Regions from separate parts of the Homo sapiens genome. Here region 1 is linked to region 2. Evidence: chromatin loops called from intact Hi-C (ENCODE). Cell type or tissue: PC-3. All regions are shown on one strand. Region 1 overlaps MGLL (monoglyceride lipase). Region 2 holds the start of LOC107986127 (a long non-coding RNA gene).

Region 1 (8,000 bases), 52 kb before region 2:
ATCTATTTTAAGAGGAAATTTTATTGTAACACAAGAAGTAGAAACCAGTGTCAGGGGCTGTAAATAGGTGACCACAAGGAGAAAACAAGGCGACAGTGTATTGCAGCTCTGCACTGGGGTACACTCAAGAGCCCTGAGCCACCCCGTCCTGAAAGTGGTGGTGAGCTAGTGCCTGAGAGGTGCTTAAAATGGGTCAGCACCTGAGTGAGTCTCTCTCTTAAGTACTCAGAGGATTGGAATGGGATGAACGAGGGAATGAGTAATGTTTTCCTGGTACACGGTGATGGCATTTCATGCTGTGACATCAAACTTCCCTAACTCATCCCAGGCACAACCAGCTGTGGGAGTCCTACAGGCTGAGAGACTCATGCTCTGCACACTCAGGGCTCATCACACCAGCTAGTAAATGTGCAGGGTTTTTAACAACCCTCTGTGTGATTTAGAGTCTAGCTCTCTTCTTTTTTGTTTTTTGCCCTGACATATATGCACATCTTCATTCAAAGTCATCCCATAAATGAGTGTACTGTTCCCCTCCTATGGAACATGCCTGTACAGTAAAAGCATCCCATATGGTGTGAGTGCACCAGCATCGGCCATGGTTTGCTGTGAGGCTGGTTGGCACCAAGGAGAATTAGAAGAAGCAGGTGGGGCCAGAATATCTTCACCCCCACCCCACTGCTTGTTCCTTCAGGCGGCCTGGAGGTGGGTGCCCACTGCCAGAACAAGAGCAAACAAAGGCCCTCCCCGTGCAGCAATAAAGAGACTCAGGCTTGTGCCAGGTGTGGTGGCTCACGCCTGTAATCTCAGCACTTTGGCAGGCTGAGGCAGGTGGATCATTTGAGGCCAGGAGTTCGAGACCAGCCTGGCCAACATGGCAAAACCCCATCTCTACTAAAAATACAAAAATAAACTGGGTGTGAGGGGACGCACCTGTAATCCCAGCTACTCAGGAGGCTGAGGCAGGAGAATCACTTGAACCCAGGAGGCGGAGGTTGCAGTGAGCCAAAATTGTGCCACTGCACCCCAGCCTGGGTGACAGAGCAAGACTCTGTCTAAAAAAAAAAAAGAGAGAGAGAGAGAGAGACTCAGGCTTGAAAGACAGTGCTCCAAGCTCTTGCACAGAAGCGAGGTCAGTCATACCAGCATCTGGTCCTTTTCCAGAATCTTGGGACAGCTGTGGAGCTCTTCATTAATGGACTGCTCTAAAAGTCACACCATGTGCCTTCCACAGACCATCAGTGATTTCCCAGAAGGGCAGTTCCAAATATTGATCTAAATGTCGCCTCAGAGGAGCCCTTTGGCATAAGAACCTTTTCAAAACCGGCCAGGGCCCCGGCTGGCCTAGAAGAGGCATCTGAAGAGATCGCACATGTTAATAAAGGTTCTTAATCTCTTGGCCTCCTATAATGCAGAACTGCTTTTCGATTAAAAATAAATCACTCCTGGAGCTTGCATCCCCAAAGCATATGAAATAATTTTGAGGCAGTAGATATCTTGTGTTGGAGGAGTAATAATAGCCATCTAAGTTTCCAGCCTAGTACAAGGGGGGTGATTATCCATCTCACCCCACTGGCACTGACATATTTTCTGCACCTGTAGGAGATTACAGGAGGATGGGAAAGTGTGGGAGAGGCTAATCAGGCTTAATTAGGGAATGCAGGATGTCGGTTTTGCTTGTTATTGCACCTGGGCACCAGGGCTGTCAGGCTGCTGACCGCCTCGGTGGGCCTCCACACTTTGGTCCTGTTTGCATTTTATGAGCAGCAAACAGGTATGCACCTAAGTAAGTGAAGTTCAAGACCAAACTCTTGAACCTAGTATCTCTTACACTCCGCAACTCTAGCATCTCCAGTCCTATAGGAAGCAGGCCTGTGCTGTGTGGTATGGAGCGGATGTCCCCTGTCTCCTGACCCTGACATGCTTGGCTCAGGGTGCCCAACCCGGCCTGGCATATGCTCATCTGCTAATTATTCTGGGTCCACACTAGACTGGAAGTTCCATAAGGGTAGGGACTTGGTCTGAGATGTGTCCCCAGAGCCTAACCCAGTGCCTGGCCAGACAGAGCTCTCAAGGAATCTCTGTTAAATAAGAAATAGAGGGCTGTGAGCTGTGTGGGCCTCTGTCTGGTGACAAGCATGGGTTCTTCCTGTTGGGTTACAGCTGTGGCCACAGCAGCCTTCCAGCTACTTTCATAGGGCTTCATCCTTTCTAGAAAAAAAATTATATATATAAATATTTTATATTATAAAATATATGATATATTTATTATATTATTATAAATACATATTTTAAAATACATAACATATACATATATATTTTTTCTTTCTTTTTTAAAGGAAATAAATACTTTAGGGACTACTCCAGAACCTTGCATGCATCTGAACTTTTCTTGGAAATGTCACCCCTTTTAATTTTGTTTTATTGTATTTTATTTTTGAGACGGAGTTTTGTTCTTGTTGCCCAGGCTGGAGTGCAATGGTGCGATCTCGGCTCACTGCAACCTCCGCCTCCCGGGTTCAAGTGATTCTCCTGCCTCAGCCTCCCAAGTAGCTGAGATTACAGGCATGCACCACCAGGCCTGGCTAATTTTGTATTTTTAGTAGGGATGGGGTTTCACCATGTTGGTCAGGCTGGTCTTGAAATCCTGATCTCAGGTGATCCACCAGCCTCAGCCTCACAAAGTGCTGAGATTACAGGCGTGAGCCGCCGCGCCTGGCCGTTACCCCCACTCCTTTTTTTTTTTTTTTTTTGAGATGGAGTTTCACTCTTGTTGCCCAGGCTGGAGTGCAATGGCGCTATCTCGGCTCACTGCAACCTCCACTTCCTGGGTTCAAGCGATTCTCCTGCCTCAGCCTCCTGAGTATCTGGGATTACAGGCGCTTGCCATCAGGCCTGGCTAGTTTTTGTATTTTTACTAGAGATGGGGTTTCACCATGTTAGTCAGGCTGGTCTAGAACTCCTGACCTTAGGCAATCCACCTGCCTTGGCCTCCCAAAGTGCTGGGATTACAGGCGTGAGCCACCGCACCTGGCTCATTACCCCTTTTTAATTAGTAGCATTGCTCTTCTCTCTCTGACTATACGTACTCTCTCTGACTTCTAAATTTATCAGCAGCTTCTTCTGAAGCTGGCCTGGTACCCGGTGAGCTCTACGGGACTCTGAGCTGAGTTTAGAGGAGGGAAAGGCAGTTGAAGGGATTTCTTGTTGGCTACAATGCTTAGACACCTCAGGGGGTGAAGCACATGCTCTGACTGTTACCAGTAAGTTCCCAGGCCAACCAGTGGGTAGTTCTTACTACCACACTTGGCTTGCTAGGGCTTTTGCATGAAAATGAATGTGAGGACATAAGATCAGTTGTGGCAGGAAGACACATAACTAACCACACAGGGGACCAACATAAAAGCTGTTTCCTCTGGTATAGGCTGACTAATGCACGGGTAGCCTGGCTGGGGCTCCACAGGCAGGAAAACATTTTGATAAGATGATTATAACAGTAGCCATAACAGTAGCCAACTTTATTGTGTATATTCTATGTTGTTTAATTCTCACTACAGGTCCTATGGTTCTCCTCATTTCACAGATGAAGAAACAGTAGTTCAGCAACTTGCCCAAACTCACAGAAGTAGGAAGTCACAGAGCCTAGATCTGAACTCAAGTCAACTGGCTATTCCCCATGTAAGGGGTCTTATTAATGATAGTCTGCATTTGTTAAGGTGCAGGCTGAGCACAGAGACCTCAAAATTTAGTGGCTGAAATAAGAGAGAGGTTTATTTTGCTCTCACTTAGCAGTCCAGAGGTGAGCAGTCCAAGTTGGTAGGGTCACTGGGCTCCACATGGCCATTCAGGGACCTAGGTTCCTTCCATCTTGTTGCCCCACCACCACTTAGAGTGTGGTTCAATCACCAAAGCTGGTCATTGCCTTCTCTGTGTTCCTGACCATGGGGAGGAGAAAGAGCAAGTCTAAGGCAAGCAGATTATTTCAAGTAGGTGTTGTAGAAATTGCATACGTCACTTCTATTCATATTCTATTGGCATAACTTAGTCATACGGCCACACCTAGCTGCAGGGAAGTCTGGGAAATATGGTCTCTATCTGGGCAGCCATATGAACAGTTAAAATTCTATAAAACTCTGTAACTACAGAAGAGAGAATGCAGTTTGGGGCAATCAGTTTGCAGTCTACCATAAAGACCATCTTCTCTTTTGTGAATATTAAGACTGGGCTACCACAGGACAGTGTTAAATGCATTCATGATCATATGCAGACATGGGGTCATCTATTCATTTCATAAATATGAAGCCCTTCCTTTGCCGGTACTACTGTAGTGAGCTGCTTGGGGGCTGCCAAGATGCCTGATTCACTGTCTCTTCCTGAGGCACAGCCGGGAGATGAGACATCAGCCAGGAATCAGGAAAGAGGAAAGAGAGTTGACTGGTGGATTTCATTCACTCATTCAACCTGGTGTATTTACACACATCTTGTGCTGAGAAAGGACTTGAGGTAGCCCACTTGTAGTAGGATACAGCTGGCAAAATGCTGTTCGTGTGCGTAATCTCTTTCACCTTCTCACCCACTCTGAGGGAGGCAGGGTAGTTTCAGAGGAGTTCTGGAAGCATCAGAAATCCCATGACTGGTGAGTGGTGAGGGCAGGATTTGGAGCTGGTCTTGAGGGTGGTAGAAAGGGCAAAGTGCAGATTCGAAGTTGGGAGAGTCCACATTCGAGGCCCGGCTCTTCTGATCCTAACGAATAGCTTCACTCACCCCTGGAAGCCTCAGTTTCCTCATCTGGAAAACTGATGCTCAGGCTACTTATGTCAAAGGGCCAGGAGGAGGACCTGCTGAGATAATGGGTGAGTTTCTGGGGCACGTAGATGCTCCACAGCCGTGAGTGTCCTCCCTGGCTTCTTAGGAGCACTTGGTCCCTGGCAATTTGCATTACATGTTCTATGATGTCCTAAGAATGTGTCCTCGAGAGAACAATGAGTCCATGGACTCAGGGACACTGGGCAGGGCCCTATCTAGGCCTTTGGTGTTTGGCTCCAAGTTCTCCCTTCATCGTGGGAATCCAGCTGCAGGCTTGAAAGGCAATGCTCCTGAGACTGCTCCCCTGCTCTGCCCTCAGCTTCCCTCGGGTGCTCTCCAGCTTGGCTGCACCACCTGTGACCTCACTTCATTGTGGACACCCTGACCAGGGCCCCAGTGACTGGGGTACCTGGAAAGGCTGTGGAGCCCAGCCTCCTACTGATAGGAACCTTCCTGCAGGTGAGGAGGATGGGAAGGGCATCCTGAGTGGAGGAGAGGCCACACAAAGGTGCGGGGAGATGATGTAAGTGCAGAGACATCAGTGATTTTGGCTGTTGACACAACAGGAATATGGCATTTGTGTGAGCACAGATTTGAGTGGGGGAAACTGGGGGCAGGGTGTGGAGTTAGGAGGCTGTTGGGATTGTTCAGGCTGTTGGGGTAATAAGGTCTGGGAGTGACAGCAGAGGGAATGGAAAGAACAAATCCAAGAGAAGTGAAGACTCAGCAAAGGGCCTGTCCAAGGAGGAAGTCCTGGAACCCAGAGTCCAGTGGCAGCTCCACAAGAGGACAGGCAGGGGCCACAGAGGCAAGAACAGGGCCCTGGGGTCCCAGCAGGGTACTTCGGAGCCCCAGGACTGTGACTCAGAGCAAAGCAGAGGCTGAAGCTGAAGGTGGGAGCTCAGAGAGACGTGCTGCCTGTTTTATGGCACCCAAAGAATTCACTTCATGGGCTAGAGTCTGACGCATAGAGAACCTGAACAGGCTCCTGCTTTCCTGCATACATAGATACGAAGAAAAGCAAAAGAGTGATTATCACAAAACTCTGGACAGTGGGTTGCTCCTGCAGGGAGAAAGGTATGCACTGTGCTTGCAAGGTGCTGGTCATGTGCTCTGTGTCTTTGACTGTTAGTAGGTACATCGGGTTTCCACCTGTTATGATTATTTGACCTGTGCAGATCAGTTGTTTGTACTTTTTAATACATATATCTGTTTCACAATGAAATGTCACACACCCCTTGCTGCTCTGGATGACATCAACCTGGGCAAAGTTGGAGATGAAGGTTAGAGATACACTGGAGAAATATATGCTATATAAAGAATTTTGGGCCAGGTACGGTGGGCCAGGTATGGTGGGCCCACATGCCTGTAATCCCAGCACTTTGGGAAGCCCAGGTGGGAGAATCACTTGACTCAGGAGTTCAAGACCAATCTGGGCAACATGGTGAAACCCTGTCTCTACAAAAAATAAAAATCAGCTGGGCAGTGGTGGCTCGCGCCTATAGTCCCAGCTACTCAGGAGGCTGAGGTGGGAGGACCGCTTGAGCCCGGGAGTTTGAGGCTGCAGTGAGCCATGATTACACCACTGCACTCCAGCCTGGGTGACAGAAGAAGACCAAGTCTCAAAAAAAAAGTTGATTTTTATGTTGTTTGTTTTTCTAATCTGGAATATTTGAGGAGTCTAGTGACATTCCGGATGTCTTAGGCATTATATGTCTTAGGCATATAAATAAGGAATCATAGACAGCCATAATAAAAGGATTGTGTTCAACCTCCATCTTTTCACCCTGAGTTTCTATTTTCAGGAGCCTTCCAGCTCAGAAAATAGGCTGCATGCGGAGCAAGACTAGACTGAGTCTTGACAGGTCGAGGGGAATATTACTTAGGAGACATGGTTCTCTTATTCGCCTCAGGAACATTTTTTTTTTGCCTGCAAAAAGCCAGGAGGATTCTCAGCTTTGCCCAGGTGTTCTCAGGGACAGCCACACAGAATGTCCCAGAAGCTGAGTGGAAAGCAGTCCTGGGATACACCCTCTGCAGAGGGATGGTGAAAGACAACTGGAGAGACGATTTTGATGCGGTCACACAGCCAACAGTGACAGTCATGTATGTGGCACAGCATGGCCTCTCGTGCCTGGGGACTGCACAGCATCACAGGCTTCTCCTCTGCCACCCTGTCCTCAAGCACACCAGTGGATTGCAGGCCTCCCACGGAGCTCTGCAGAGTGGGTAAGGCATCCGCCTTCCAGAACCTCTCAGCTTAGCAGGCTGGGTAAGGCAGGCAGTCGCCCCGGGGGAATGTGATAAGTGCCCAAAGAGAGATGTTAGCAGCATGATAAATTAGGTGGTAAATGCACCAGGCTCTCCGTCCCCGTCTGTTTCAGGCTGGTGGATGCTGGATTTGCTTTCGCACATTTATATGGAAATACATCTTTGCTGTGGCTTGTAATTTTCTAGTTGAATAACTTCAGGGTAGGCCTACTTTAGAATTTAATTATCCTTACGCTGGGAGAGCTTTGCTGAGGTTCAGTGCTCAGAAGAGTGCACGATTCTAAACATTGCGTGACACTCACCATAGGGCACCGTTGGCTGCAGTACATCACTGTTTTGAGGGTTGTATGATAGTGTTCTTATGTCCTGCTGACCCAGGAGTCAAGATGGACTGGTCTCAAATGAAATTCTGCCCTACCACTAATCACGCAGCAGGGAGGTTTCTCATCTACTGGATACTTAACCAAGAGGTTTTGAAGCCAGACTGATTTTGGCAACCCTAATGCATTGGCTCCACAGTGCTTTTTTAATGACAGTCCAAGCTAAATATGAAAGATCCAACTGCAGATTCATTGTGCACTAAAGGCTTGAATCTCTAAGTAGTGGTGACATAGTCCTGTAGGGAAATTGTGAATTGAAGCTTCTCAGAATTAGGCTTCTCAAAGCCGAGGCCCAATGTAGGAAGATAATATGTGGCTGTCTAGAGTGTGGTGCTGAAAAAGGGTCAGAGGGCTTCTGTGTTCCTCAGAAAAGGGAACTGGGATTGATTAGTAATATCTGCTTTGAGTTCAGGAGCAGGGACAGTGGCCCAAATGCCATGTGTTTGTAATTAGCCATTTCCAAGATACCTCCCAACTTCTGGGCTCTGTGCAGAGAGTGGTGGGGCGGGGAGGGGGCTTTCTCCAATGTTCTCTCCATTCACCCTC
Region 2 (8,000 bases):
TTAGTTTTATTTTATTTTTTGGGGTTTTTTTTTGCCCAGGTACATCTGTGACAGTAACCAGTTAATCAATTAGTTACAGCTATGTAACAAACCACCCCAAAACTTACCGGCTTCAGACAACAGCCATTTATCTATCTCATGATGCTTCAAGCCAGTGCATGCGTCTGGGCTCAGCTGGGCTGTTCTCTCATCTCAGCTGGGCCCCTCACACATGTGTGGTCAGCTGCAGGTCGCATGGCAGCTGTGTCTGGGAATCATCTGGCTGTTGGCTGGGGTGACAGATGCAAGAGAGGTGACTAGGATGTGTCTCTGATCACCCAGTAGGTTAGCTTGGGCTTGTTCACCTGGTGGCAGCAGGGTTTCAAGAGACCAAGCAGAAGACGCAAGACCTTTCAAGCCCAGGCTCAGGCGTGGCACACATCACCTTTGCTGCATTGTGTTGGTCCGAGTGAGTCACAAGCACAGACTCCAGCCTTGCTGGGAGGAGCTGCAGGGCACTTTGCAGAGCGGCATGGACAGGTGCAAATGGAAGGAGGAGGGGGAGTTGAAGCCATTTTTGCAGTCAGCCTACCGAATGACCGAGAGCAGTGTGTTTCAGAGAAGGCAACAATGGCAGAAGATAATGAAAACCATTCCTGGGAGCTATTTCTGATCTTCGCTTTTCTCCATCCCAGGGATGTCTCAGTGGTGGTGGTGATTGTCTTGAGGCTGTAATCCAGACACCCAGAAACACCACTGCTATGGCAGGGCAATGCCAGATCAGTGATCCTCACCTCTGGTCCCTCCACACACTCAGCTCATTCATTTTCACATCCTCAACTGCCAGCCTTGCCCCTGGCAAGTCCATTTAATGCATGAAGGCACTAACTCCAATTACAGTGGTTTCTCAAGAGCAGATATGACTGTGGGCTGATTCAGAGCCAGCTGGTTTTGTCTTCATGCTTTCTGTACTGTGCATATGTACAGTTGCAGTTTGGGGGTAGGGAAGCCTTTATTTTTTTCCCCTCATGACAAAATACCAGTTCATTGTAGAAATCTTGGAAAACCCAAAGGACAAAACAATTAGCCTTCACTCAATTACTCAGAGAAAAACAGTACCCATTTTGTGGCATATCCTTTCAGTGGTGTGTGTGTGTGTGTCAGTGTGCGTTTGCCCGGGAGTGGAAATGACTGAAACCTGTGGTTTGCCAACAGAATGGACATCTGTTCCCTGTGAGTCCCAGGGGCCCTGGCCTCCACCTGCTGTTTGGGGCTTTCTCGGTTTCCTCCACCATGGTTCTCTCTCCCTCGTTTTTGCACTACCCTCTGTTTTTTGATAAGCTGCTTCTGAAGTTAGAGAATGAGAGTGCAGCCTTTGAAGCGTGACGGGAGATGTGGAGACCGTCTCCTTGGCTGCGCAGATGAAGAGGCACGTGGCCTGCCCGAGGCCCCCAGTGAGCCGGGAGCAAAACTGGATCTCAGTTCCTAGCCCAGTGTCCCAGACCACCTTTTATGCCCTCCTTGTCACTCAGATGCCTTCTCCACAGCAAACCCAGAAGAAACGGTGCCCTGATTACACCAGGAGACGAACGGGACACAGAAGTAGCTTTCTCAGCAGGGAGCCTCTACCCTCACCCCCGCAGTCTAGTCCCCACACACGGGCAGAGGGATCCCTTCAGCCCAGATGAGACCATGGCCCTCCTCAGCTCCCACCACCTGTGTCTCCCACCTCCCTCGGGGTAAAAGTCAAAGTCCCCAAGAAGCCTACAAGGCCCCCGTGACCTGGCCCCATCTCTCCCTGTCCCTGGCTCCAACTCACTGGCCTCCCCTCTGTTCCCACCTACTGGGCCCATTGGAATCTTCAAACTTGCTGTCCCCTTTGCTAGGAACATGTGTCCCCAGATGTCTGAATGGCTTGCTCTGTCACCTCCTTCTGGTCATTACTAAAATATCACCTTCTCAGCTAGGCCTCCTCTAAAACAGTAAACCCCCTCGCATAACACACATACACACGCACCACATACCCGCTCCCTCCAGACTGCCAGTGGTCAGACTCGCTTTAGATTTTCTGTGTTTATTGTCTGACCCCCACCATGACAAAGATCTGTACTGATCTTGTCATGAGGGGTGTGTATAAGGCCCTCTTTCTAGAATCTGCTCTGGGCCACAGGATGAGAGGCACTGGCGAGGGGTGCAATGTCCACTGCTGAATGCCAAACCATCCCCCCAGCACACAGCAAGTGCTCAGTGAGTAAGGATGAATAAAGGATGGAATGTGGAATGCGGGAGAGCTAGAAGTAAAGGAATAGAAGAGGGCACTGTGCACTTTTCCTTTTATAATGAATGGTATCTGAATTTGTAAATTCTAATTCCTTACAGCAGAAAGCTCTGGGAAGCATTTGCTTTATTTCTTTCAATCAGAAAATGGTGTTTGTTTGGAGATCTTGGCTAGATGCTGCACTTCCCAAGTTCTGATGAAAATGTTCTTTATTTCAGAGTAATGGGGAGGTTCCAGGATGAAGTTTTCTGATCCAAAAGTCAAGACAGTCACTAATAAATAAATAGAAGAGTTGAGAATTTGAATGAATACATGGAGAGTCTGCGGCACGCCAGGCCCTGTGCCAGCCCTAGAGAGGAGTCCTCATTCCAGTGTCGAGAGGCTCCGACTTTGCCCAGATCACAGGCATCTCGACACATTGCCAAACCCAGGCTTCAGCATGCTTAGTAAGAGAGTGATCAGGGTTGTAGACACAGAGAAGAGGGAGCACTCCCTGGGGAAGGGGGCAGAGGGCAAGGTGAGGCTGCACAGAGGAGGTGCTATCTACAAGGGTTTTGAAGGTTGAATAGAAGTTTGTGAGGTGGGCAGAGGTGGGCATCATTCCAAGCAAAGAGAATTACATTTGCAAAAGAACAGAGTCACGTGGCAGTGAGAGTTGTGGAGGGAGCTGCACACCACTCGGGGCTGTTGGAGCGTAAATGAAAAGATGCTATGTGTATGAGTCCGCTAGGGCCAGCATAACAAAATTCTACAGACTGGGGAGCTTCAACAGCAGGGATTTATTTTCTCACAGTTCTGGAGGCTGAAAATGCAAGATCAATGTGTTGCTAGGGCTGGTTCCTTCTGAGGCCTCTCTCCTTGGCTTGTAAGTGGCCGTCTTCTCCCTGTGTCCTCACATGGTCCTCCCCATCTAGTGTGTACATTTGGGTTATAGTGGATTAGGGCCCACCCATATTAACTTCATTACCTTGGCAAAGACCTTGTATCCATTCGGAGGTACTAGAGGTTAGGGCTTCAGCCTGTGAATCTGGGGAAACAGCTCAGCCCATAACACCAAGATAGGAATATCTCTCTCTCTCTCTCTCTCCCTCTCTCTCTCTCTCTCTCTTTCTCTCTCTCTCTCCCTCCCTCCCTCCTCCCTCTCCCACCTCTGTTGTGTGGTCTCTCTCTCTCTGGGGAATGATCAAGGATGGAACAATGTCAACAGACTGCGATGCGTAACCCTCAGTTGAGAATGACTCGGATTTAATTCGAATGGTCCTCTGAGTGTCAGGCGCCTCTTTGTGGTGTGGAGAGGAGGCCACCCTAGTCTGGGTAGGCATGCTTTTATGGAAAAATATTAAACCAGCCCTGCCCGTGTTAGTCAGATCCAGTGAGGGGCGTTGCAAGTTGTTTTATATTTGTTTTGGATTACTTTCAACACTTGTCCTAGAATGCTCCGAGTCTCTTGCTAATGAGTTTTCCTTTACTTAATACCAGACGCTGTGGCTCCTCCCCGCGTGAAATCTCACGTGGACTTGGGAAGAGAGAGCATCTGTCCCCATTTGACTCATTTTCAACACCAGGTCCCCGAGTGCCAGGTTGTGGCCAAATCCTGTTCCAGTGGGAGGACCCCCCTTCCCTAGGATGTGGCTGAGTCACTTGTTTGTGCAGGCTCAGGAGTCTGGGAGCCACCCCAGGGACCACAGGTGTGGAAGGAGAAGCCCGCTCCAATCACGGTTTCTGGGCGTCACCTTGGAGACAGCAGCTGAGGAGCTCAAATAGGTGTTACCGTGGAAGCTCCTGTCTCAAGGGAGCCTGAGGTTTTCTTTCCCAAGTCTGTAGACAGCCACTTGATGGAAATGATCATACCTGTGCCCATTTGCGTTGGGCTGGACCAGAGACCCTGTGCTTACAAGTCTCCGTGGCCTCTTAGCTGCCCTGGAGGGAACCTCTTGTTCTGTGACTTAAGAAACCACAAGCTCTTGTCCTGATGAGTTCTCTTATTCTTGAGAATCTGTGGTGGGCCTGGTACTTTCTAGGTGCTGGAGATACAAAGACACCACAAGGCACCCTGCCCCTAAGGAGCACACAGTCCAGCAGGGGTCTGTAGTAGACCCTGATTATGCCATCCTGTGATAACACTGGAGTTGGACCTCTAGACACACAGGAGAAGGCTGGGGGTTTTTCTAGGGGAGAGACAAGACACGCAGATGTTCCACAGGGTGGAGGGGTGTTTCAGATGGAGCAGGTGTGTGTGCAAGGCCCAGGATGTGCAGGAGTGCAAGGATGGGTGAGTGGTTGCTGCCTGGAGGCCTGGGATGGTGGCCTTGGGTCACTTCCCCTGAGTCCCAGACCAAATCTCCAGATGTTCCCAACAGCCCATCAAAGAGCAGGTACTGAAGAGGGGGCTGAGGAGCTCCTTATGTCCACTTAAGTGGAGGGACAGAGACACAGTACAAGAGAAGGGAACAGAGACAGGGACACACAAAGGCAGACACAGAATGACCCACTTGTGACCTCAGGTGGCTCCATCAGCAATCGAGAACAGGGCTGAGTCACTTGTTTGCGCAGGTTCAGGAGTCTGGGAGCCACCCCAGGGACCAGCTTCCTAGACCCCGTCCCCTGAGGAAAATTCAGGAAGGAGGAGGGAGGGGCAGGGTTATCTCCTCCCCAGGCCCATGGACTGGGTGGATCTTGTGGAATGCACTGGGCTGGAGGGAGATTGGGGGCTGGGGGTGGGGAGAAGGGCTGGAAGGCCAGGGAACCAGCCCCAGTAGACGAGAGGGAGGCTCCCTACGGGAGTGGCAGAGGACAAGAAGGATGGCGTGCATGCCTCTGGAGGGAGTGGACGCAGAGGGAGACGGAAGAGTGGAATGTGAACCTGCAGTTCTACCCCCACAAAGACAGGGGGTGCAGCTAGAGGTCCAGGTTGGGAGGGGAACATAACTGGTTCCAGACAGGTGGGAAACATAGGGGTGGGACCTGGAGCCAAATGAAACAGAAACCAGCCCAGGGATCACACCAGGGTGTCTTAAGTGTTCTGTGTGGATGAGGCCCCCAGAACCAGAGAGAAAAGGGAGGGCAGGGTGGAGAAGGGAAGATCGTGGCAGGGTGAATGGGGACCGCCTGGGGGCAGTTGAGGCAGGGTGGATCTGTGAGCCCAGGACAAGAGAGTGCTGTGAGCAGTGCAGGGGGGACTGCCACCTGCCCAGGAGCCACGAACAGCTTGAAGGCAGCCAGAAATGTAGGAAGGACGCTGTGCAGAGCTGCCATGTTAGAAAACTCAGGAGCCATGGCCGCATGTTTGGGGCTTGTTTTCTCCCTGAAGGAGAGTCAGGAGGACGTGCTCATTCCCGCTGGCCTCAGCTCCATCCTCACCATCCCAGGCGTTCTCACAGGCTCCTCTTCCCCAGTCTCCCTGGCCGGTGCTGTTGGCTTCTCAATCTTCCATCTCTTCCATCTCCACCTTCCTTGTTTCTGTCTGGGCCCCCATCTCCCAAGCTGCTGTCACTCATTCTATTCAAACTCTGTTCTTTGCCTTTACTTCAGTAAAGTCAAAATAACTTTTGTTAACATGGTGCACAAAAATGTAAAGTTCCAGCGCCAGTCTTGTGAAGGGTCAGTCCGTTGTGCAGCCTTCCCCTTCCATGCCCCGCCCCTGTGCCTTCTGTCCCCACTTGCAGGGATGGCAGCTGTGACACCAGTATGGGGGCTGGGACTCTTTCAGGGCACAGCTTTGGGAAAGCCTGTGTGGCCTGAGCAAGGCAGCTGCATCCCAGAGGATGGATGGACACTGCACCAGGAACCCCGGCATCCTGAAGCAGGCTTTCTTTTTTATTATTATTATTCATATAAATGTATGGGTACAAGTGCAGCTTTGTTACATGGATATATTGCGTGGTGGTGAAGTCTGGGATTTTAGTGTACCATCCCCCAAGCAATGTACATTGTACCCATAAGTCATCTCTCAATCCCCCATCCCCCATCCTTCCACGCCTCCAGTGTCTGTCATTCCACCTTCTATGTCCATGTGTGCACATTATTTCACTCCCACCTACAGGTGAGGACATTCGGCGTTTGACTTTCTGTGCCTAAGTCATTTCACTTAAGATAATGGCCTCCAGGTCCATCCATGTTGTTGCAAATGACAGGATTTCATTCGTTTTGAGGACCTAGCAGCATTCCGTGTATAAATGCACCACATTTTCTTTATCCAGCCATCTGTTTATGGACACTCAAGTCGATCCCTGCAAGAACTAAGCATGAAAGGTGGAGAAAGGAAGACTAGCATTTTTTGGATGCCTACTGTGTGACAGGTGCTTTCACTTGCCTCCTCATTTAACCCTTTCAGCAATCCACTCAGTAAATACCCTGGCCCCGATGGCGGCTTTCACTGATGAGGAAACCAAGGATCATAGCGGTGGAGACGTTTGCAAGGTCACACAGCTAAGACGTAGCAGCTGTGGTCTGTACCCGGATCTGATGCCATTGCCTGCCTGCTTTCTGCTGCCTTCCAGGGACTCTGCCGGTCAGCAGGTGTATGACAGAAGCATATATATTAGCCAAAACATGGTCTCTGTCATCTGTTTTCTAACTCAGATAAAGGTGATCTTAAGGACGTGGACAGCACAGTTTAGGATCAAATGTTCTGCAAAATCTGGGTCAGGTCAGGAATTTACCTAATTTGACATATTGTTTCCGACTCCTTTGACATTTCTCTTCATTTGGTTCTGAATATACAGTATAGGAGATTTTTTTCCTATTAAACCGTGTCCGGCGGTGTAAAAGCTCTTGGGGTTGCTGATCTCATGGAGCTCTGCAGTTTGCCTCAAGCAATTCTTTGGACTTCACAGAGCATCCTGTTATTTTGTTACAGACTTAATTCCTTGATCTCATGCATCCTGGAAGTTTCTAGTGGCAAAAGCCTCTCCCCACTCTGCAGCTGTCACTTATTTATAAGCCAGAGGCACTTTCTGTATATGCAACTTTCATCATAGAGCTCTGAGAGAAAGGTCTGGCATTTCTGGATGATTCTGGCCAACCCAGAGCTGCACAGAGCCCTAACATTTCATGAGAGAGAAAATCAACAGGAGAATGGCCACTGTGGGCATGACACGTGGCAATGTGATCGCTAACCCCACGGAACCAGCCACTTACCGCTTTCTGAAACCCAGATCGTCATCCCGCAGCGTGATACAAAAGGAAGATCATCTTGCTAGATGCCAAGAACCGTAGTTATGACACTTTTTGTCATTCTGTTTCCTCTTATTTATACAGTGGAGAGTAGGATGTTTTCAAATAAACCTTCTAAATATGAAATCCTGAGAATGCATTACTTCAAAAATGCTGCACCGTTAGCAGCCTTTTAGTTGGTTACATTATAAAGCATGTAGTAACAGCTTAAAAAAAAATTCTGAGTCGAAATGTGTTTCCAGAGCCCATATGCTGAATTCTGGCATCTTTATACCTTTTTCAAGCTGTTGTCAATTAGTAAAGAAATTAATTTCTGCCTTTATCTCTCTTGTAAAGCCGAGCTTGTGCTTGGATGATGCAGAGAGCCACAAAGGGAGACATCCTTCCTCGCTCTAAGGTAACTCAGTGCAGTGGTAGTCGGGGGGACGAAAACATGTTGTGCTGAGTGGCCGTGGATTGAAACTGGGACCATCAGCAAACAGAAGAGAAGGAAATGGCTTTTGTTGAGGGAAACAAACTGTTTTCCAGGCCAACAAGCTGTGATCTTGGACTTTTTGCCATCTGTACA

The links. Peaks named below come from ENCODE experiments on the same cell type or tissue, not always from the same donor. Only the 100,000 strongest peaks of a DNase experiment are listed, where the experiment ranks them.
Region 1: it touches region 2 in a loop (6-fold over the local background); 10 of 110 quality-filtered maps call a loop at or near these places.

The regions. Positions count from the first base shown.
Region 1 is chr3:127,796,053-127,804,052 of GRCh38, reverse strand. The region is part of intron 2 of MGLL (monoglyceride lipase); the gene reads left to right. Among named protein-coding and RNA genes, the nearest start is that of MGLL, 22 kb to the left of the region's middle. In PC-3, no CTCF peak of the experiment used is centred here; DNase peaks (open chromatin) are centred at 272, 4,012 and 4,412; H3K4me3 peaks cover 378 bases; H3K27ac peaks cover 4,669 bases.
Region 2 is chr3:127,743,774-127,751,773 of GRCh38, reverse strand. The region is part of intron 3 of MGLL (monoglyceride lipase); the gene reads left to right. LOC107986127 (a long non-coding RNA gene) reads left to right here and starts at 1,137. Exons shown (of 2, transcript XR_001740893.2): 1 at 1,137-5,114; 2 at 6,457-7,558. RefSeq lists enhancers at 347-536, 4,643-4,752, 4,610-5,121. In PC-3, CTCF peaks have their summits at 1,862, 3,547 and 5,141; DNase peaks (open chromatin) are centred at 913, 3,523, 3,693, 4,923 and 1 weaker place; H3K4me3 peaks cover 687 bases; H3K27ac peaks cover 5,763 bases.